3 separate regions of the Homo sapiens genome follow, and regions 2 and 3 are each linked to region 1. A link is a loop called in an ENCODE intact Hi-C map of the cell type or tissue named here. Cell type or tissue: dorsolateral prefrontal cortex. All regions are shown on one strand. Each heading gives the region's core, and the rest is flanking DNA. Links, peaks and the distances in the headings are about the cores only.

What was found. Peaks named below come from ENCODE experiments on the same cell type or tissue, not always from the same donor. Only the 100,000 strongest peaks of a DNase experiment are listed, where the experiment ranks them.
Region 2: it touches region 1 in a loop (2.8-fold over the local background); 5 of 110 quality-filtered maps call a loop at or near these places.
Region 3: it touches region 1 in a loop (5-fold over the local background); 8 of 110 quality-filtered maps call a loop at or near these places.

What each region holds. Positions count from the first base shown.
Region 1 is chr15:82,644,081-82,651,124 of GRCh38, forward strand. It overlaps CPEB1 (cytoplasmic polyadenylation element binding protein 1), which reads right to left and starts at 3,283. Exons shown (of 13, transcript NM_001365242.1): 1 at 3,057-3,283. CPEB1-AS1 (CPEB1 antisense RNA 1) reads left to right here and starts at 3,690. Exons shown (of 4, transcript NR_046096.1): 1 at 3,690-4,728; 2 at 5,691-5,861; 3 at 5,949-6,066. RefSeq lists a silencer at 3,503-4,072. In dorsolateral prefrontal cortex, for the core only: CTCF peaks have their summits at 3,344 and 3,544; DNase peaks (open chromatin) are centred at 2,334, 2,611, 3,521, 3,951 and 2 weaker places; H3K4me3 peaks cover 4,473 bases; H3K27ac peaks cover 4,353 bases.
Region 2 is chr15:82,706,880-82,713,923 of GRCh38, forward strand. It overlaps AP3B2 (adaptor related protein complex 3 subunit beta 2), which reads right to left and starts at 2,996. Exons shown (of 27, transcript NM_001278512.2): 1 at 2,715-2,996. The coding sequence starts at 2,827. It also overlaps the pseudogene LOC338963. RefSeq lists silencers at 2,520-2,779, 3,000-3,049. In dorsolateral prefrontal cortex, for the core only: a CTCF peak has its summit at 2,768; DNase peaks (open chromatin) are centred at 2,346, 2,632 and 3,042; H3K4me3 peaks cover 2,907 bases; H3K27ac peaks cover 2,466 bases.
Region 3 is chr15:82,568,533-82,575,170 of GRCh38, forward strand. It overlaps CPEB1 (cytoplasmic polyadenylation element binding protein 1), which reads right to left. Exons shown (of 13, transcript NM_001365242.1): 4 at 2,812-3,000. Among named protein-coding and RNA genes, the nearest start is that of RPS17, 31 kb to the left of the region's middle. In dorsolateral prefrontal cortex, for the core only: no CTCF peak of the experiment used is centred there; DNase peaks (open chromatin) are centred at 659, 2,864, 3,289, 4,019 and 1 weaker place; H3K4me3 peaks cover 3,906 bases; H3K27ac peaks cover 4,841 bases.

The DNA.
Region 1 (7,044 bases), core at 1,146-6,145:
CAGACCTCCGGCTCTCAGGATCAGCTAACTGCTCTGACATACATTGTGGAATGATAGACACAGCACATTCCTCCTAACATCAGCACTGCTGTACTAACACTCAGAAGACCCACACTGACTTCTACAGCAACTGGGATTCCTGCCAATGCAGTTAAGGTTCACTTTGCCTATAAATGTGACCAGCTCCCAGACCACCACCTTTTTTCTAGAATGTACGCCACCAATAACCCCTTGATCCTTTGACATAACAGAACACACATAATAGGCTGGGCTACGGCACCAGAAGGACCTAGGTTCACACAATTCCATCACTTAACAGCCTTGTGACTTGATTTCTAAAGCCTGTTTCCTTTTCTGCAAAACAGCGGGGAAATCCAAAACGGATGTTTTAAGACAGATTCCAAACTAGCCTTCAGGTTGAATCCAACATTAAAGACATGTTACATTTGGTCTATAGTGTTTAAAATTTTTTTAATGCTACATTTAAAAGTCAGGAGATCCATCAAAATAGAGATAGCCAGTTTAGAAGCAAGTCAAAGATCCACCGACTCTGGGCCCACATTTTTGCTGAGCAACAATCAGCTAGTGGCTGCTCCTTTCAAAGAGGCACATACTCTGTAGTTCAGAAGCCATTACCTTTCTTTCCTCCTCCTTTGCTCATTTATGTTACCTCTGGCCCCTATAGGGTTTGAGTTTGCAACCCATTTTAAAGACTAAGAATAAAACTAATGGTTGTGCTCAGTGAAAATGCTTATTAAGGCAGCTATTATCATTTGGTCACTAGTTAAGTTTGGTGCTGAGCCTGGAGTCTTACTACTTTATCTTCCTCCTCCACTTTTTACTTCATGGGCACTGGTTTGTGCACTACAGCGAAAGAAAAGCACATAGAACCATTCCTGTATCAAACGCCTATGGCCTAACCCAAACTGCAAACGGTTCCATGATTATTCACCACAGGCATCAGCTCTCCAACCTCTGATGTGCTGCACAGGCTGGCACAACCTCCCTCCCACACATGGGAGCCTAGACCAGGGAGTTGTTTACAAGACAAACGGTTCGGAGGGGGGAAACCAAGTTTTGTTTTGTTTTTTGAGACGAAGTCTCGCTCTGTCGTTCAGGCTGGAGTGCAGTGGCTGATCTCGGCTCACTGCAACTTCCACTTCCTGGGTTTAAGCGATTCTCCTGCCTCAGCCTCCCAAGTAGCTTCGATTATAGGCGCCCACCACCATGCCCGGCTAATTTTTGTATTTTTAGGAGAGACGGGAATTCACCTTGTTGGCCAGGCTGGTCTTGAACTTCTGACCTCAGGTGATCTGCCCGCCTGGGCCTCCCAAAGTGCTGGGATTAAAGGCGTGAGTCATGGGGCCGGGCCGTACTTTTTTATTACAAAGGTTGACTTACACACAGAGTAGTCAACTTCCAAATCCTACTTCTATAAACTGAGCAGGCACTACCAGGCCACCCAAAGTTTAAATCGCCGTGACAAAAAATTTAAAAAGCGAAACTCAGCCAGGCAAGGGGGCTCACGCCTGTAATTCCAGCCCTTTGGGAGGCCGAGGTGGGCGGATCACGAGGTCAGGAGTTCGAGACCATCCTGGCTAACATGCTGAAACCCCATCTCTACTAAAAATACAAAAATCAGCCGCGCGTGGTGGCACGAGCTTGTAATCCTAGCTACACAGGAGGCTGAGGCAGGAGAATCGCTTGAACCCGGGAGGCGGAGGCTGCAGTGAGCCAAGATCGCGAGACTGCATTCCAGCCTGGGTGACAGGGCAAGACTCCCTCTCAAAATAAATAAATAAATAAATAAATATTAAAAAATAAAAAGCCAAACTCCTACAGCAACGTGCTCTGGGAATACAGTTCAGCTCCAAGCCAGCTCAATGGGGACAAATAAAAGACCAGTGATGAGTCCCCAAAACACCGTCCCCAGGGTTTTCCGACAGCCAGCAGCCCCATTGAGCTCCACAAGCTTTTCTAACTATGCAAAAAACCAACCAGGAAAACAATCACCAACTTGAGGTTTCCAAGGTTGGGTCCTGTTTGAATTTATTTTTATTTTTTAACCCAGCATGTGTCCCTAGACTCAAAGGGAACATGAGCCTCAGGGTGCAAACTGTCCTTAGCAGACACTCTTCCCGCTAGCAAGGGACCGCACCGTCACCTGAGGGGCAGCCAAGAGGCGGGCGGTGCACCTGTGCCTTCCAGAATAGGAACCCCACCCACTTGCCCCTCTTCCCCACCAACGACACAGCCCAGTAGTTGACTCAGGTGCCAGGAGAGAGCGCGGGGAGGCTGGGCGGTAGCCAGGGAGACCAAGGGAAGCGGTTGCCAGAGAAATGCGGCGTCAGTCAGGGCCGGGGCTGCAGGCGCGGGGCGGGGGAGGAGAGACGCGGCCTCCTCCCAGGCGGGCCTGGCGGGAGGCACCCCGGCTTCTAAGAGCGAATTCGGCTCCCGACTCTCTTCCCCCAGCTGAGAGCACGGTGCAAGGGGCCAGGGCTGCAGGGAGCAAAGTGCCCCCGAAAAATAAGCGCGCGCCCACGAAAGCGCCCAAGAGCCCAGGCGTCTGCCTGGCTTTTCTCGGTCACGGGGTCAACGCGGGGCCGCTCACAGAGCCTTCTGGTCTCCCTGGGTCCTCTAGGAATGAGGCAGCAAAGCCTCGGTCGACTCGACCGCTGAGGAACCCATGACATGAAAAAGCCTCGGGGAATGACGCCGGGTGGGACACCCCAAGGTGAGGACCCCTTTGTGGGTGAGTCCCCCCACACTCAGGTGACTCCAGGCGGGCACAGGCCCGCCCAACCGCTCGTCATCACGGGGGGCGACTCGTCCAGGGCCCCAGCCGCTGCTCCGCCAAACCTGAGGCCGCCCCTGAGTCTGGGCACCTGGCCTCGTCCGGCACTGAGGAGAATGACCAGAACGCCAGGCCACATGCACCCACTCGCCAGGCTGAGGGTCCGAACAGCACAGCCCAGAGTGGGCTCGGGTCGCTCCCCGCCTACGCCACCTCCGCGGCCTGCAAGCCTAACCCTCTCCCGCCCATGACCAGGACCCACCTCAATGCCGCCAGCCCGGCGGGTCTCCCGGGCACGAAGCCCCGCCAGTCTTCCGCCCTCGCGCCACACTACCTGGCCAGCCCCGCCCCCGAGACTCCCTCTCCGGCGCCAAGCGAAGGTGTGAAGCCACGTGACCTGCCCAGGATTGGGAAGCCGCACGAGGGGCTTGAGCCCTCCACCTTAAAGGTGCCGCGACCGCCGCCGTCGTGGGGCTCTCCACAGAGCACGGGGTCTACGCCGTCAGCAGCCCCGCCCCGTCCCGCCCGGGCGCCCCCACCGCGCGCCGGGTGCTAAAGAGACCCGCAGGGGGCGTGAGCTTCCAGCGCCAGCGGCTTCGGGTCTCCCGTGCGACGGCAGTGTGAGAAAGAAACGTTCCGGGCGCCGGTGCTCCTTTATGTCCGGTCAGCTCCCGTCTGGACAGACGCTCGAGGCCGCCTGGAGGCCGCAGTGCGGCTCGGAGGCCCCACCGGCCGCCCCCGCAGGGCTGCGGCGCCTTTAAGCCCAAAGGCCCTGAGTCACGAGGAGGCTCCCTGCCCCCCTCGCCCTCCACCCCTCCACGAGGCCCCACGCCCGCGGGCACGTGACCGCGCCCCGCCCGGGACTCGCCCGCACGGGGCGGGGGATGGGGGTACCGCGGCGCCGGACCCGGCTGCGCGCGGACCGTTAGCTACTGCGGCCGGGACGCGGCCCCGCCCAGGCGAGCGGCGGGTGGCTCTTACCAGCGGGAACGCCATGGGGCCGGTGTGGCCCTGCGGGGCTGACGGGCTGACCGGCCAGCCGGCGGGCGAGAGACGCGCACGCACGTGGGCACTATTTTTGCAGCGGGCCGCGCGCAGCCCCGCACCCCGGCAGCTTATGAAGCTCCTACGAGCCGCTCCTCGGAGCCGCCCCCCGGCCGGATGCGGAGCACCTGTGTCGGCCCCGCCCGGGCCCTCGCCTCCGCCCCCTCGCGCCCCGCCCCTCCTAGCAGGCCGAGCCGAGGAGGGCTCCGCCGCCCACCCGGAACCCGGCGGGGACTGCCGCCGCTGCTAGCCACAGCTGCCCCCTGGGGGGCCAGAGACCTAAGCCTGAGCGCGCCATCACCTAAGTGACCCTTGCCGAGTCACTGTCTGCCCTGGGCCTCAGTTTCCCTCTTAACGAAAGAGGGCACGATTTACAAGCCCCTGCGAGCGGCGGCGATCGCTTCGTCAGTAGAGCCTCGTGTCCGCGCTCCTTCTCTTCCAGTGATCTCTCCAGGGCGAGAGCCTGCCCTGGCATCCTTGGTCGGAACTGTAGCCCCTGGGCTCCAGGAGGCGCACTCACTTTAGACCCTCTGCTCCGTGCGCTGCAGAGGGGGCCGCGAGAGTCAGGAAGTTCCAGAAAGTTCCAAAGACATCACTGGTCCTCTTTGGACCGGAGTTCTCCGGAGAAACCGCTTCCGGCGCTCCTGACACACTGAGATAGAAAGTTTCACAGAAATAGGGCAAGGGATAGGGCGAGGGCTCCAGGGCAGGCGTCCTAGGGCACCTGGCGCAGGGGCGGACCGGAAACCCCAGGCAAACGCAGAGTCGGAGATGGCATTCCAGGCGGAAGATCAAGCAAAGGCAGAGAGGGAGGACGGCACCGAGCGGCTCCCTCTGACCAGGACTGAGGATGATGCGACCTGATACCGCCGGAGGGAAGCCTGGGCCCGGTTTGTAAGGGGCCTTTATTCTGCAGACAGCAGGAAAACTATTAGAGAATTGTAAAAGGGGTTGGCAGTTGTCGGGTCTGTTTTAAGGTGTTGCTGGAGACATAGAAGAGGTTGGACAGAAAAGGGGGAAAACAAGGGACTGGAGTGGGGAGGAAAGGGACCAGAGTTTATTGAACATTGCTAAGTGTTTTACATGTGTCATGTTATCATGATACTATTTAATAAGCACTAACTATGCTCCGGTCCTCTCCTGGCACTTAGGAAGGATGGTGCTGCCGTCTTCCTGGGCTTGATCTAATGGCTAAGGGGAGAGGGACAGGTAACTGTCAGTTTCTGCCTGAGGTGATGGAGAAAGAGGAAGCTGATATTATAGTCTAGTGTTTCAGAAGGATTAAGGGGGGAAGGGTGGTGAGCATAAGAGTAGAAGTCCACGAGGGGGTGAGTGACAGTGGGAGTTGGCCAGTCTCCATCCACTTGGTCTACTTACAGGAGCTTCTTTGGGTTGCTGAGGTCATGGGCAGAAAGGGTGATGACTACAGGGACAAGGCAGGAGCAACTTCGCTGGGACCCCTACCTCTTGAGCCATGCTTTCTCCAGGAGTAGCCTACTTGAGTCTTGTCCTGGCCCACAAGCAGCGTAGGATGGCTGCTTCTGATAGGGTGGCACACCCAGATGCCTACAGCACAGGAGCCAAGTGAGGGTGGGCGACAGCACTGAAGGCCCAAGGCACACCCAAAAGGGCTGTTAGCTGGTGGGCACCATGTAGAAACGAGGTCCCAGCCCAGTCATCTTTCAAGAAAAGCTGGAAGTACTTTTTTAAGTGAAATCTTGAATGTGAATTTTAATGTTGGTTATTAATTCAAATGAAAAGAGCCAAGCCCAGCATGTCCAGGGGCCCCATGCAGCTCACCGGCTGCCAGTTTGTGATCCCTGACATCGTTTCCTCCTCTCTGACCCAAAAGCTGAGCAAGATAAGAACCTGAAACCCAGAATAGTGCCCAAGGGAGCGGGTGTCTGGAGGCCCTGTCATATTTCAAAACTGTCAACCATAAGAAAATGAAGGCATCTTTCAAGAGACTTGGAACAGAAACTTCTGCTGCCTAAAATCTCTCTCCCTAAACTTTCTGTTGCAGGTAATAATAATAGCTCGTCTTCACTGACCACTTACTGTGCGCGTGGGAAAGTTTTGAGTGCTTTACCTATGTTATCTCATTTTGCAGATGAGACTGAAGCTCAAAGAAGTTAAGTAACTTGCCAAAAGACTCCCAGCTAAAAGTGTGAGAGCAAAGACTCAAACCAAGGCAGTCTTCTGGTTTCAGAGCCTGAAGTCTTAACCAGGTGAGAATAAAACTTCCAGCATGCTTATGTGTGTGCTTATCTGTGAATGACCCCAGAGCTGACTGCAGATGTTGAGAGAAGAGGTAACTTTGACCAAATGCAGTCATGACCTCAGGTGTGGGCAAGTCCTTGTTCCCTACCTGGACTTGGCTAGGCCTGCAGGTCATACAGGAAGAACAGTCCCTCTGAAGGTGACCATAATCCACAGGGCAGGGTGTGGAAAGTGACAGAGGTGAATTTATTAAATGACTTGGTCAAGTCCCCACAGCTGGTCACTGGCAGAAGCAGCAGAAACAAATAGGCAGCATTATCTATTCTCCCAGTCAACAAACAGCCTTTGAGCCCAGCTATGCCTGGCACTGTCTCTGCAGTCAAGCCCCAGACTTACAATACTGATTTTAAGTCCAACTATATAATTAGCTGGACTACATTTTAAATATGTGTACTAGGGAAACAGGAGGGACCCTATAGTCTTTTATATGCTCAAGTGTTCAGTGCTTCTGCAGGAGGCAGAGAGCTAAAAGAAGAGAGAAGTTTGATGGGAGAAAATAATTTCCTGGTTGCAAAAGATAAGAAAAGGAATTCACTCAGGAACTCAAGACCACAAGGTAGACACACACAGTCTCTGCTCAAGTTTTGCCAAGCTCTGTACAGAAGAAACCATGTTCTTTGTTTTTTCAAGTTCCTTTTAAGTGGGATAAAAAAGTGGATTGGGGCCAGGCGCGGTGGCTCATGCCTGTAATCCCAGCACTTTGGGAGGCCTAGGCAGGCAGATCATGAGGTCAGGAGATCGAGACCATCCTGGCTAACATGGTGAAACCCCGTCTCTACTAAAAATACACACAAAAAATTAGCTGGGCATGGTGGTGGGCGCCTGTGGTCCCAGCTACTTGGGAGGCTGAGGCAGGAGAATGGCATGAACCCAGGAGGCGGAGCTTGCAGTGATCCGAGATCTCACCACTGCACTACATCCTGGGT
Region 2 (7,044 bases), core at 821-5,820, 62 kb after region 1:
CAGGCCCCCTCCCTTCCCTACACATCAAGCCTGGGGATTTGCCTCTGCCCAGGACTGGCAAATTGACTTTACTCACATGCCCCGAGTCAGGAAACTAAAATACGTCTTGGTCTGGGTAGATACTTTCACTGGATGGGTAGAGGCCTTTCCCACAGGGTCTGAGAAGGCCACTGCGGTCATTTCTTCCCTTCTGTCAGACATAATTCCTCAGTTTGGCCTTCCCGCCTCTATATAGTCCAATAACAGACCAGCCTTTACTGGTCAAATCACCCAAGCAGTTTCTCAGGCTCCTGGTATTCAGTGAAACCTTCATACCCCTTACCATCCTCAATCTTCAGAAAAGGTAGAACGGACTAATGGTCTTTTAAAAACACACCTCACCAAGCTCAGCCACCAACTTAAAAAGGACTGACAATACTTTTACCACTTGCCCTTCTCAGAATTTGGGCCTGTCCTCGGAATGCTGCAGGGTACAGCCCATTCAAGCTCCTGTATAGATGCTCCTTTTTATTAGGCCCCAGTCTCATTCCAGACACCAGACCAACTTGGACTGTGCCCCAGAAAACTTGTCATCCCTACTATCTTCTGACTAGTCATACTCCTATTCACCATACTCAACTACTCATACATGCCCTGCTCTTGTTTACACTGCCGGTTTACACTGTTTCTCCAAACCATTACAGCTGATATCTCCTGGTGCTATCCCCAAACTGCCAGTCTTAACTCCCTCTTAAAGTAAATAAATAATCTTTGCTGGCAGGGCTATGCTGAACCTCCTTGGGCACTCTCTAATTGGATGTCCTGGGTCCTCCCAATTCTTAGTCCTTTAATACCTGTTTTTCTCCTTCTCTTATTCCATTTAGTTTTTCAATTCATACAAAACCGTATCCAGGCCATCACCAATAATCCTATACAACAAATGTTTCTTCTAACAACCCCACAATATCATCCCTTACCACAGAATCTGCCTTCAGCTTAATCTCTCCCACTCTAGGTTCCCACGCCACCCCAATCCCGCTCGAAGCAGCCCTTCAAGGCTATGGAGAAGCAGTATCTCTCCATACCACCCCCCGCCAAAATGTTTGCTGCCCCAACACTTCAACACTATTTTATGTTATTTTTCTTATTAATAAAAGAAGACAGGAATGTCAGGCCTCTGAGCCCAAGCTAAGCCATGATATCCCCTGTGACCTGCACGTATACATCCAGATGGCCTGAAGTAACTGAAGAGTGAAAATGGCCTGTGCCTGCCTTAACTGATGACATTATCTTGTGAAATTCCTTCTCCTGGCTCATCCTGGCTCAAAAGCTCCCCCACTGAGCACCTTGTGTCCCCCCACCGCCAGAGAACAACCCCCTTTGACTGTAATTTTCCACTACCTACCCAAATCCTGTAAAACGGTCCCACCCCATTTCCCTTCGCTGACTCTTTTTTCGGACTCAGCTGGCCTGCACCCAAGTGATTAAAAAGCTTTATTGTTCAAAGCCTGTTTGGTGGTCTCTTCACATGGACGTGCGTGAAAATCCTCATCTTCTCCCCCTGTCCCTCTAAACCCCCACCCAATATCCAATTAATCATCAGGTCTGAGGCTTCCACCTCTTCCACAGCCTCAAATCTTCTGCCTCTCCCCTGGTCTAGGCCACAATCATGCCAGGCCTGTGAACTTCAAGACCCACCTCCCTTGTCTCTTGTTCAATCTGGCCCACCTCCAATCTCTTCTCCACAATGCAGCAGCCTGACGTCCTTCTAAAATATAAATCTGATTATGTCGCCTGCTTAGAATCCTTCAGGAGTCCTCCCCACCCTCTTTTCTGGTCAGTCCAGTGGCTCACACAGATTGTGGCCTGGCTCTCAACCTTCCTGAAAGCCCTTTCCTCTGCCTGGAACATACCTCACGCTCCTGTCTTCCTTCTCTCCGGCGCCAGAGACTAGGTCCTCTCCCTGCTCCCACTGCCCCCATTACACTCGACTGTCCCTGACTGCTTCTTCATCTGTGCTCCCCTCTAGAGCATCGTGAGGACAAGAAGGGTCTCATGTTCACAGTTGTATTCCGTGACTAGTTCAGGACTCGACACAGTTGGCTTTTCATAAATGCTTGTTGCAGAATTTACGAATAAACAAATGAAGAAACAAACGAACGAATCAAAGGTGGGGGAGGGTGTGAAGGTGGAGCTGAACTACAGGGGCAATGCCAGGAGCAGGGATGTGAGGGTCAGATGGAGATGGGGACCAGAGGGAGGGGAAATGAATTTGCAGCAGGGCCAAGCTGGGAGGCTGTGCAAGTACATCCAGGGCCCGCCTTCCTGAAGAGGCCCCAGGCTCAAGCTCAAGTTCGCTGACTCAGACCCCTCCCCCACATTTTTGGGAAGCCAACCCGCCTAGCACGAAAAAGGAAGGGAACCCCTAACGCAACGCCGCAAACCGGAGAAACACCTGGAACCGGAGGGTTTCTCCTCTCGAAACTGAGCTGGCCCATCCCCCGCCAGCCCCTATCTGCCCCCCTCCGCGTCCTAGGCCGGCCCCTGGAGCCGGGGTGCCAGCGCTGCCCGCGCTGGGCCGGGGCTCCAGGCCGCAGGAGGGGGCCGGGCGGGCTTCCGGTCGGCGCGGCCGGGGCGGGGCCGGCGCTGGGGCCGGGCGCTGTCCATGGTGCCCGCGCGCCTCGCCCGGTCCCCGGCCCCAACCCTCCCGCGAGCTTCCTGGCGGGCTCCCTCACCGCTTGTAGTCGGAGGAGAAGATGCCGCCGCTCGCGGGGTCGTGGCCGTACTCGGGCTCCCCGGGGCCAGCGGAGCCGCCCTTGTCTTCGCTGTAGGCGGGGGCGGCCGACATGGGGCGGCCAGGGAGACTTCGCCGAGGAGGAGGTTGCGGGGCCGGAGGCCGGCTGGAGCGGAGGAAGGGAAGGCGGGCCGGTCCGGTCCGGGCTGGCGAAGGCGGCGGCGCGGCAGGGGTTCAGCAGAGGCTGCAGTGTGCAGCGGCGGAGGCTGCGCGCGGATTTCTCAATCAGGGCCGCGCGCTGAGGTCTTAAAGGCACCGGCGCCAGCCGAGCGGAGGGCGTGTCCGCGAGGAGGCGACAGGGGCGGTGCGTCAGGGCCTGGCCCCGCCCATCCCTAGGAAATGCCCTCTTCAGGGCGTCTTCTGCCCTTTAAAGCGACTTGGCTCGTCTCCAGATCTAAAGGTGGGCGAGTCTGCTGGACGGACGCTGGGACCGTCTTGCAGGGGATGTGGAATAGCTGCCCCCACCCCCGACCACCTGGCCTCGGCGGGACGGGCCTCTGGGGCTCCGCTCTCCCCAGACGCACGCGCGGATGCTCACCCACGCCGTGGAGGGAAAGCGGGAACTGGAAAGAAGGCTGTGCCCGCAGGCTGGGGGTTCTAGAGCGGGAAGGGGTCACCGCACCCGAGGACCGGCCTCAGATACCTAAGGACGCTCCCTTTCCCGCCCCACCTTTCCTACAAAATCTGGCTTGGCAGCAGGAAGCCGAGGAGCTTCCTGGAGGTGGCGGAATTTAAGGAATTAAGGTCAGGGAGCTCCGAGGAGCCCTTGGGGGCTTAGAGAGATGGGAAACAGGATACAGAGGACGGTGAACATCTAATTAAGCTTTGGAAAGTAGTTTAATGAATCTTTCTGAAGCCTCCACGTCCACCCAGGAGGGCCAAGGTCATGCTTAATCCGGGGACACGTCCACGTCCATTGACACCTGAAAAGGAAGAGAAGGGTCTGGTGTGACCACCAGGGCTCCTGAGTCATGTGAGCCCTCCAGTTCAGCTCCCGAGCCCGAGTGACCCCTAGGCCCAAGGAAGGAAGGCTTGGATCCGATGGAAAGTAGTGAATTGGGCTGGGGGAAGAGGTAGGATCCAGTTGGGCATCAGTTGAGGTGGCTGGAGTCTTTTAGCTGGGCATGGGGACTGGAGGAGTTCCTAAGGCCTGAGTCTTGGTCTGTAACTAGCATCCCGAAGTCTCCATGGGCAGAATTGGCGGGCCTACCTGGGAAGGAGTGGGGCCCAGAAAGGTGGAGCTTGGCTCAGTAGAAAAGTTCTATTGGGGGTAATTCTACTGGGGTAAGGTTCTATTGGGGTAATGAGAAGGTTCTGTTGGGATAACCTAGACAAGTGGGTGGGTCCGCTTGGTTCCGGTGGCTTTGTGCCTGCCAGAGAAAAGTGGATCTTGAATTTGGAGAAAACTGGCCTGGGTGGGGAGTGGGAAGAGAAGGGCCTGGATTTTGCAGTTGCGCGTTTATAAGGCGCTTTGGCTAGTCTGCTCAGGAGGTGGGATGGGTCCTGTGCAGGTAGCTGGGCCACGCTCACCGACCTGCTGGAGCTCCCGTCTATTTGCCGGGGGTCCAGGCTGGGACCTGGGACGAGCAGACACAGTGCAAAGTGCACACAGTTGCTGCGCATGGAGTGATAGGATGGTGGGTCCGCGTCCGTCGCTTCGCTCACTCTGCGCAGCACGCGCCAGCAGGAGCGCAGCAGCGGGCGCTGCCCCTGTTTGGATACGATGCCTTTCCAGGAGCCCAGAAACTTCCCAGGAGCCCACAGCCTCCTGAGTTCTTGCCTGCGGGGATCGCCAGAGGGGTGCGGATCAGAGCCAGGCTTAGGTCCTATGCCCTGTGATCCCGCACCCCCATTTCCTGAGACCTCAGGGACCCTGAGTGCCCAAACCCCATTTTCAGAGAAACGTACCCCCAGCCTGGGACTTCAGTCTTTATCCCCGAGTAGCCAGCTCACTGGTGGGGCGTGGCTTGGCTGGGCAGCCTCTCCGCAGACTTGGGCCTGTGTTTCTGCTGGAGGCACTCACCCTCAAAGTGGATGATCTCTCCATGGCCACAGTATATGCCAACGTGGGCCCCGCACCAGCGTCAGGTGGGGGGAATCAGCCTGAACAGGAAGACGTCTCCTGGCTCAGGCTCCCTGCCCTCCAACTACACAGCCTCGAAGTGTTGACCCAGGAAAGCCTCAGAGAGGAAGAACTTAATGGTGCTGACTGCCCCAGTCAGGGCCTGCATGGAGAAAGGGACCTGCCTTCCTGGCGTTTACACAGGCCTGGGATAGGGAGGAGGTGGGTCCTTCCAATGACCATAGGTCGGATGGTCTGCCCAGGGCTCAGGGAGACCTGTCTTGGGCTTGGGCCCAAGGCAGAATGTCTTCACTGCCACACACTTGCCTCCTTGTGCTTAAGGGACTCCAGAGGTCCAGATATCACAGATACATCCTGCCTCGAGCCCCTACTGAGAACCCTTCAGTTCCAGCAAATGGTGCCTCCTCCCCATCCAACTGTCTTCTCATCTCAAAGTCCAGCCATTCCATTCTCTCCTCCTCCCCCCTGCGCTAGGATCCCCTTCCCCAACCAGCTCCCATCTTGCCACTGCTCCTGAAGGCAACACCAGGGACTGGGTGGGTGTCAGCTGGTACCTGAGTTGAGCAGAAGACCTGAAAAAATCGGGAAACCTGGATGAGATTTGGACCTAGGACAAGCATCTCCTCCCAAGTCTGTGTGGAGAAGGACCTCTCCAGAAACCTCTGTTGAGCAGCTGCTCATTTGATCCTTAATACAATCACAAGATAGGAACAATGTCCCCATTTTCAGGATAAGGAAACAGGTTTACAGAGGCTATGTATCACTGGAGTGCACGCAGCTAATGTATTCCTGCATGTTTCTGTGCCCTGTGCCCTTTGTACTAAAATCAGTCACCTCTCTTAGCTCTTCTTCCTCCATAAGGAAGTGAGAAACCTGCTTAGTTCAGGCTTCTCCCATCTCTACTGGAAACAGAAGGCTTTTGGGACTTGGGAGGATGGCCCCATTGCCTGCACTGTGCCTGATGTTTGATCTAAGAGCCTGGGAAAGTGGGTGAAGGTAAGACCTGTGGGCATGGAGCTCTCCAGGGGTGTTAGAGGAGCTGGGAGCAGGAAGTAACACACTACCGCCAGGTGTCTGGGCATCTTTGTTGGAAGGAAGCAGAATTGGCTCCAGCAGATTTGACTGGGGTGGGAAAGACCCATATGCAAATGAAGAGCCAGGCTGCCCAGGCCCACCATGCAGAATGCCAGCTACTGTGTGGCTCACTGTGTCTCTCCCATCCCTGATCCTTCCTTTTTCTCCTGGCCCATTCCATAGTATCTTCTGCATTTTTTTTTTTAAGATGGAGCCTTGCTCTGTCTTCAGGCTGGAGTGCAGTGGCACGATCTCGGCTCACTGCAACCTCCGCTTCCCGGGTTCAAGTGATTTTCCTGCCTCAGCCTCCCGAGTAGCTGGGACTACAGGCACCCACCACCACGCCCGGCTAATTTTTATATCTTTAGTAGAGATGGGGTTTCACCATCTTGGCCAGGCTGGTCTCAAACTCCTGACCTTGTGATCTGCCTGTCTCGGCCTCCCAAAGTGCTGGGATTACAGGCATGAGCCACCTCACCCAGCCAAATCTTCTGCTTATTACTGGGTGAGTCTCATTTTCTCAGACTGGGAGCTATGGAAGACCCAGGTGACCAACTCATCCCAGTCTGCCTACAACTTCCCATGTCTTAAAATTGGAAATCTTGCATCTCAGGAACCCAGGAAAACCTGAATATTGGGTTCCCCTAGGATCCGGTCTCCCCCTTTCCATCTCCTGCAATCTCAGAAGGCCACAGGGAGAACCCAGTCATGTAAACAGCTCTTTGGCTTTTGGTTATGCTCTCCTACCATCTACTAGGTAGCGAGGGCACCTTGAGCCCTACTCCCCTCTACCCTCACTCCTGCTGGGCCAAGCAGAGGTTTACAGCTATGGAAGAGGGCAGACTGTTCTGGCCCCTGTTGAAGCAGTGGGCACCCCACCTGTGGAGAGGACAAGACAAGCTGAAGACTTCTCCAGTTACCTGAGATGTGAAGCTCATCTAGGGAGAAAAAAATAAAAAACCCAGCCGTCACCACATGGCCACTGAGGAGGTGAGGACAGAGGCTGTCCAGGCTCTCTCCTCTCCCCTCTGGTTGTGCACTCCTCCTGTGGAGCTGCTTGTCTGTCATTGCATGGTTGTGCATTTGATGTGCATGTGAGTCTGCACTAAAATGC
Region 3 (6,638 bases), core at 310-5,309, 76 kb before region 1:
CAGGTACAATTCTCAAAAACAGACTCTATCCCAGGGTCTTCTTGCAGGACTCTGAGGCCAAGGAAATCTAGATAGCAGAAGTACTCTGGCCCCTGGAGAATGGTATCCATGTACCAGCCTAAAGCTAAGAATCCAATGAAAGGTTGTTACAATGAAGAAAATCCTTAGGGGAAAAAATGAAAGCCCCTATCATAGCAGATGCAGCACTCGGTATACCTCCTCATTTGTTTTCCTTTGATAGCCACGGAGATTCTTAAAGGTAACAATTTTATCTTAATCAATGTTGTACTTCCAGTGCTGCACACAACGAATGCTCGACGTTTGCCAGATGAATTTAGCCAACAGCCCTACTATCTCCAACCTTGCTCATTACTTAAGAGTGGTAGAAGATGGTCAGATGTGATGCCATAGCTGCCTTGGGCAATATATCACCAAGCAGAGCTCAAGGAATAAGCTTGCATCTTGGTCTCTACACAGAGACAACAGTGTAACAGGGTATCTGCAAGGATAACTCCGAAAATGCCCAGAGCTGTTGAAAGCCTCCTCCCTCACTGAAGCAACTGAGCTAGCTGGTTTTCAGACGGAAAGGCAGTGTAGGCACTGGAATGTGGGCTGCATGTTCCCGCATTGCTGGTGAGGGTGCACGATCTGGCACTGCAGCTGGCTGGTGGGAGGGCTGCATCCTACTCCAGGAGGTAGTACCCTCATGTGGGCTTTCCAAGAAGGCCCAGAGCCCAGGGAAAGAAGAGCAATGGCTGTCACCACAGCTCCAAAACCAAAGGCAACATGACGATTAGGGATGGGTGTGTCCTCAACCCTCAGAAAGGAAAACATACCCACACTAACCTGCCTACACAGCCAGATCATACTGCTGGGGCAACTCTGGTTCTGGTCCTTATGAATTCTGAGGCTCAGGCTGCAGTCCCTCCCTGGTCGACAAAATCATGTAATATTTATCACTAAAGTGCTTGGGATGGAAAGTGGAAAAGAAAAACCATTTCTATTTCAGAGACAAACAGCTACAAGCACAGGCCTTTCAGGTGGTGGAGAAGCTGTGGATATTATGACTAGATCCAAGCTACTTTTAATAGCTCAATTTCATAGTAACTTTCAGACCAAGCTCTCCAAGCCCCCAGTGGGGCACACCTGCATTTCTATGGGCCCAATGTTATAATGTATTTCAGAAAGAGCATTGTAGCTTAGAGAATGAGAGCCAAAGAAGGGCTATACTTCAACCTGATGCCAATGAAAGACAGTGCCTTGGTCAAACACTGATCACCCACAGACAGGTGCCCATCTCCTGTGTGAGTTCTTCTATCTTTTGCTCAGATACGGTGGAAGTGAGGACAGGGGAGGCTGGCTTCATAGGCCCCCAAGGTTGGCGTCAAGAACACACAAAACAAAGTACCGTGGTCTCCAGGCATAGAATACCAAACAGTGATACCATACTTCCTTGCCCAGGGGAACAGGGTAGTTGCTGACCTTTCTGGAAAAACCTGAGTCAGCAGAAGGCCAGTACTTCAAGAAACCCTATCTTAACCCAGAGATAGTTACTTAAGGTAAAGCTCTCCCCATCCACATCCACATAAAACAATTTCAATACCCCTCTCCTAAATGGGGTTTTACCAAAACAACTGGGCATTAAAATGCCTAACAGACACAACGGGCCCAGGCTCTGCAAAGCATTCTAAAAAAAGACCTGCGCCAAACAGGGTGGAGGCCACAGAAATCAACAAGACAGTACCTTGCTGCCATGGCTGCCGGTTCCTGGACCAGGGAGGGAAGGGAAGGACAGCAGACTTGGTGTTTCCCACTGTCAGTACCAACAGCGAATGGCTGTACCACCCCCTCCCCCCCGCCCCTTACCACCTTTTCATTTTCCTAGAGTATCTGCTGCCAATACCTCTTTATTATAATTTACATAAAGCAAAATATGTAGCTTGTAAGTATACCTGTAGTGTTTAAGTTCACATTTCTTCCTGAATACTCCAAGACTTGTATTTAGGCAACCCTCCTCCTTGTACCACAAGAGGGAAATAAACAGGTAACAGAAGGTATAAGCAGAAGCAATTTAAGGGGGGGCTGCCAAGAAGTCCCTTTAGTTTGTCCCCACTGAACCCTACCAAGAAGACAAGGGATCCTAAAGGGGAGTGGCTCTTCTTTTATCCAGCTGGTCACTCTCAACACAAAGGGAAAAAAAAAAAAGATTCTATAGCTGGGAGTTACCCCACCCCACTCACCCTGCCTACCCCTTTCCAGGATCAATGCTCTGAACCCTATGTTAAGTCAATTCCAAATATCTCAGTGCATTATCCAGCCTCATCTGAGGTTAAAATCCTTCCCTTGCCATGATTCAGAGACCACTCACTCTTCATATAACTCCCTGGTTTTTAAAACCACTGAGTAATTCTGGTCATCCAGTAATCAACCCCTTAACTCCCCTCCCCCACCTAAAAGTGTTTTGCTTCATCATCTCCAAGACAGGCCTGGGCACCAGGGGGTTAGCTGGATCTTTTCTGCACAAGGCCACCACGCCTTGGGGACCCTCCTCAGGGCCACTCCAGGTGCAGACTAACAACTCCAGGGAATTTATCAGGGTAAGTGGAAGAGCCATGCCTGCCTTTACGTGGAGCCATCTGTCCTGCCACACTCACAGCTTGCATTTCCATCTCTTGCAAAACAGCTCCATGTTGTATGTGTGTATGGTGGGGAGTGATGCAAAGGGGAACAGAACAACTGTTGCTGTGGATATCTTCGTTCACCACCCCCATGCATCCCCTTACCCCAGCCAACTCATTCTCTGGCACTCACCCGAGTGTGTGCTGCTCTGGGCTGAGGAATCTGAGTCCTGGGTGCTCCAGGGTCGGTCCCAGCCTGTCAGACTGAGGGACTGCAGGCCAAGGCACAAGTCATTTGCATCTGGGAGGCCACGGGAAGATTCTTGCGCAGAGGTTGGGAAAAGCATCCTGCTTGTAACTGTTTCTTCAGAGTCCTGGAAGTCTGTTTTGGAAAGGAGCACAGCAGAAACCTCAGAGTTAAGGGCTGTTTTCCCCAATATTATCAACAGTAAATATTATTAATAATAGTTTCCCCAGGCTCACAGGCCAGACATCCAAGCTGGCTGGATGCTGCAGCCGCTGCCTCTGCACTTTTGGGGACGCTGGGGCAAGAGCAGTTGCCATACAGGCCCCCTCCCCTCACACACACACCCCTATCCCGTCTGCATTACAGACTGGGCCAGCATGTGATCAGGCTGCTGATGCTTCCCGCTGCCAGTGACATCAGCCGGCTGAGCCGTGCAATAGAGAGCGGCATCATCCCTCACAGAACGGGGGAGGAGCAGGAGGGGACGACAGGGAGGAGACTTGCCTCCCAGGGAAAGACAGCACAACAGCTACTTGGAATAGTCCCGGTGCAGTGCCGTTAAGTCTGGGTTGCAAGGCAGCGCCCTCCGGTCTCCAGCAATGGTGGCCAAGCAGCCCTCACGCACGACTGAAGTCCTCTCCGCCGACAGCAGAGCCAAAGCAGCCGACTGCCTGCTCGTGTGGCTCTGCCCTCCTGCCCCTCCCTTTCCCTCCCCCTGCTCTCCACCCCCAAACCCAAAAACACTCTAGTCCTGGACTCTCTCCAGCTGCTGGCTCAAGCCCTGGCTTTGCAGCCCAATGCAAAGCTTCACAGTCCTGCTAGCAAAAATCTGTGCTCCAAGTGGCCCCTGAGCAGCACCCTGACACAGCAGTGTTTACCACTGAGGAACAAGATAACCTTCAGAAAAATACTGTACACTTGGACCCTGGGGAACAACACCTGGTGTTCCAGGCTTGTCTAGAGCAGCTTATCACAGAGAAAGGGGGTAAGCGTTGGCAGAGTGGGGGAGAGTCACTGGGCTGTTCCAGGTACACCTCAAAGGACATGGCCCACAACCCACATGCCAGAGTGAGACCTGCCCTGACTAGGATAATCCCTGTGCCCAGGTTCCCTCATCCCAACAAGATGGGTATTAGTCATGAACAGATACAGCGGCTCAGCTCCTCCCCTCCCTCCTGCAACTGTAGGCACAGACTGAGGAAACACTCTCGAAGCAGCATCTGACAAACCAAGAGAAACAGTCTCTGAAGTATCGTTACGCCCTATTAGAAACACCAAACTCTGAAACCTAATCACCTAGCTCTGTCAATATTGCTTCTCTTGCCCTTCCAGGAGCCCTGAGCATGATACAGGGCAGCCGTGAGGGCCACTGATGCCTCTAACATCCAGGCCCTCTCTCAGAGGTGCTGCACAAGACCAATGCTTATTTCTGTGGCCACTCACAGCTCCAGCAACAAAGACTAAGAAAATTCAGCTTCTGGAGCTTCCGCCATTTCCTCTTTGCCATCTCCTCCCACATCGGTCCTTTTCCAACATGAGCCCAGGGTCACTGGGCTTCTTCCTCATAAAGGAGGGTAGGGCAACAGGCCCAGACTCACCAGGCAGGCTGCTCAAACCTGGACTCAGCTGGTAGCACTCCACCTGCTTGTTCTCCCCTGTTGCAAGGAGAAGCAAGCAGATACGGGAAGCATGCCCACCTGGGACCTCCCATGGCAGGGTCGAGAGAATAATGCTGCCACAGAAATAGCTGTTCAGAACTTCCTGCAGTACACCCTGTGTCCACAGGCACTCAGGCATAGCCTAGAAGGGAAAATTATCAGTCTCCTTCCTTTGGAGATTTTTTTTTTTTTTTAAAGCTTTGCTGCTGTGTCATCCATCCACGTTATTCCTCCTGGCTGTAGATATTCTGCTTGCTCCCTATCTGTGTTTGTCAAAGCCTTGTTCATCATGGCAAAGGCCTAGCAAAAATCACCCATACTGGTGCTGCCCCTACCCCTGACTACTCCCCTCCTGCTTCTCTATGTTCACCCTTCCCTCAAGCTAAGGATATACTTTAGACTTCACCCATACATATTAGTTACCAAAACACAATGCTTCCTTCAAAAACATCCATATTTAAGTATCTATTCTCCCCTACACCAAATATCTATATAATCCCCATACCCCAATCTGAGGGCATCTATGTCTAGAAGCAGCCATTTTCTACCCATTAAAATCAGGGTGACTGTGCATATGATTACCCCCATCCCTCACGAGGAGAGAATCAACTATGCTCTTGCTACTCAAAATACAGTGTGGCAGACCAGCAATATGAGCATCACCAGGAGCTTGTTATAAATACTGAGTCTCAGGCCCCACCCAAGACCGACAGAATTGAGATCTGCATTTTAACAAGATCCCCAGTTAATATATATGTATGCAAAAAAAGTTTGAGCAGTCGGGTGTGGTGGCTCATGCCTATAATCCCAGAACTTTGGGAAGATTGCTTGAGCCCAGGAGTTCAAGGCAGCAGTGAAAGCCATGACTGCACCACTGTACTCCAGCCTGGGCGACAAAGTAGTTCCCATCTCAAAAGTTTGAACAGTACTGATGTGTACAACTAACACAATCTTCCCACCCCAAGCTGAAAGACCCCAGGCCTGAGCAACAGGTCTGTTAAACCCATTTAAGACCAAATGGCTACATGCATCCAGGAGCTTGGAGTTCTACACACAGTATAATTCTACCCTCACCCCTACAACCCCCACCACAGACCTCACCTTCCTCCTTATCCAGACATTCCTCAATCTGTTGTTTCTTCTAGATAAAGATTTTCACTACCATTGTAGGATTTCTTCACTAGCTCCAACTCAATGCAGGCCATACCTGTTAAAACCATTAGTGTGGCAGGCTGGAAAAATCAACAGCTTTAGATGACTGACAGACCTTGCTCTGCTCACCAGGTCTGCCACTGTGTCTTTCTGAGAATCTTTTCTTCTTTAAAGATGCAACAGTAGCCATCTTTTAGGTGTTTTGTGAGGATTAAAGAAAATATTTGAGGCCAGGTGCAGTGGCTCAAGTCTGTAATCCCAGCACTTTGGGAGGCTGAGGCAGGCAGATCGCTTGAGGTCAGGAGCTCAAGACCAGTCTGGCCAACGTGGTGAAAACCTGTCTCTACTAAAAATACAAAAAACATTAGCCAGGCACAGTGGCACACGCCTGCAGTCCCAGCTACTTAGGAGGCTGAGGCAGGAGAATTGCTTGAGCCCAGGAAGGGGAGAGGTTGCAGTGAGCCAAGATCGTGCCACTGCACTCCAGCCTGGGCAACAGAGCTAGACTCGGTCTCAAAAAAAAAAAAAAAAAAAAAAAAAAAAATCATAAACCATGTTCATGTACTGGAAGACTCAACAGCGCTAAAAAGTGATACCCACAAAATTAATATACAGATGTTCCTCAACTACAGTGGGGTTATGGTCTGATAAACCCATTGTAAGTTGAAAATATTATAAACGGAAAATGCATTTAAATACATCTAATTTACTGCACATTATAGCTTAGCCTAGCATACCTTAACTGTGCTCAGAAAACTGACACTAGCCTACAGTAGGGCAAAATAATTTAACACAAAACTTGTTTTATAATAAAGTGATGAACACCTCATGTAATTTATTGAATACTGTAATGAAAATAAAAACAGAAAGGTCGTATGGATACTCAAAGTACAATTTCAACTGAATGCGTATCATTTTCACACCATCATCATGTCAAAAACCAAAGTTGAACCAACCTAAGTC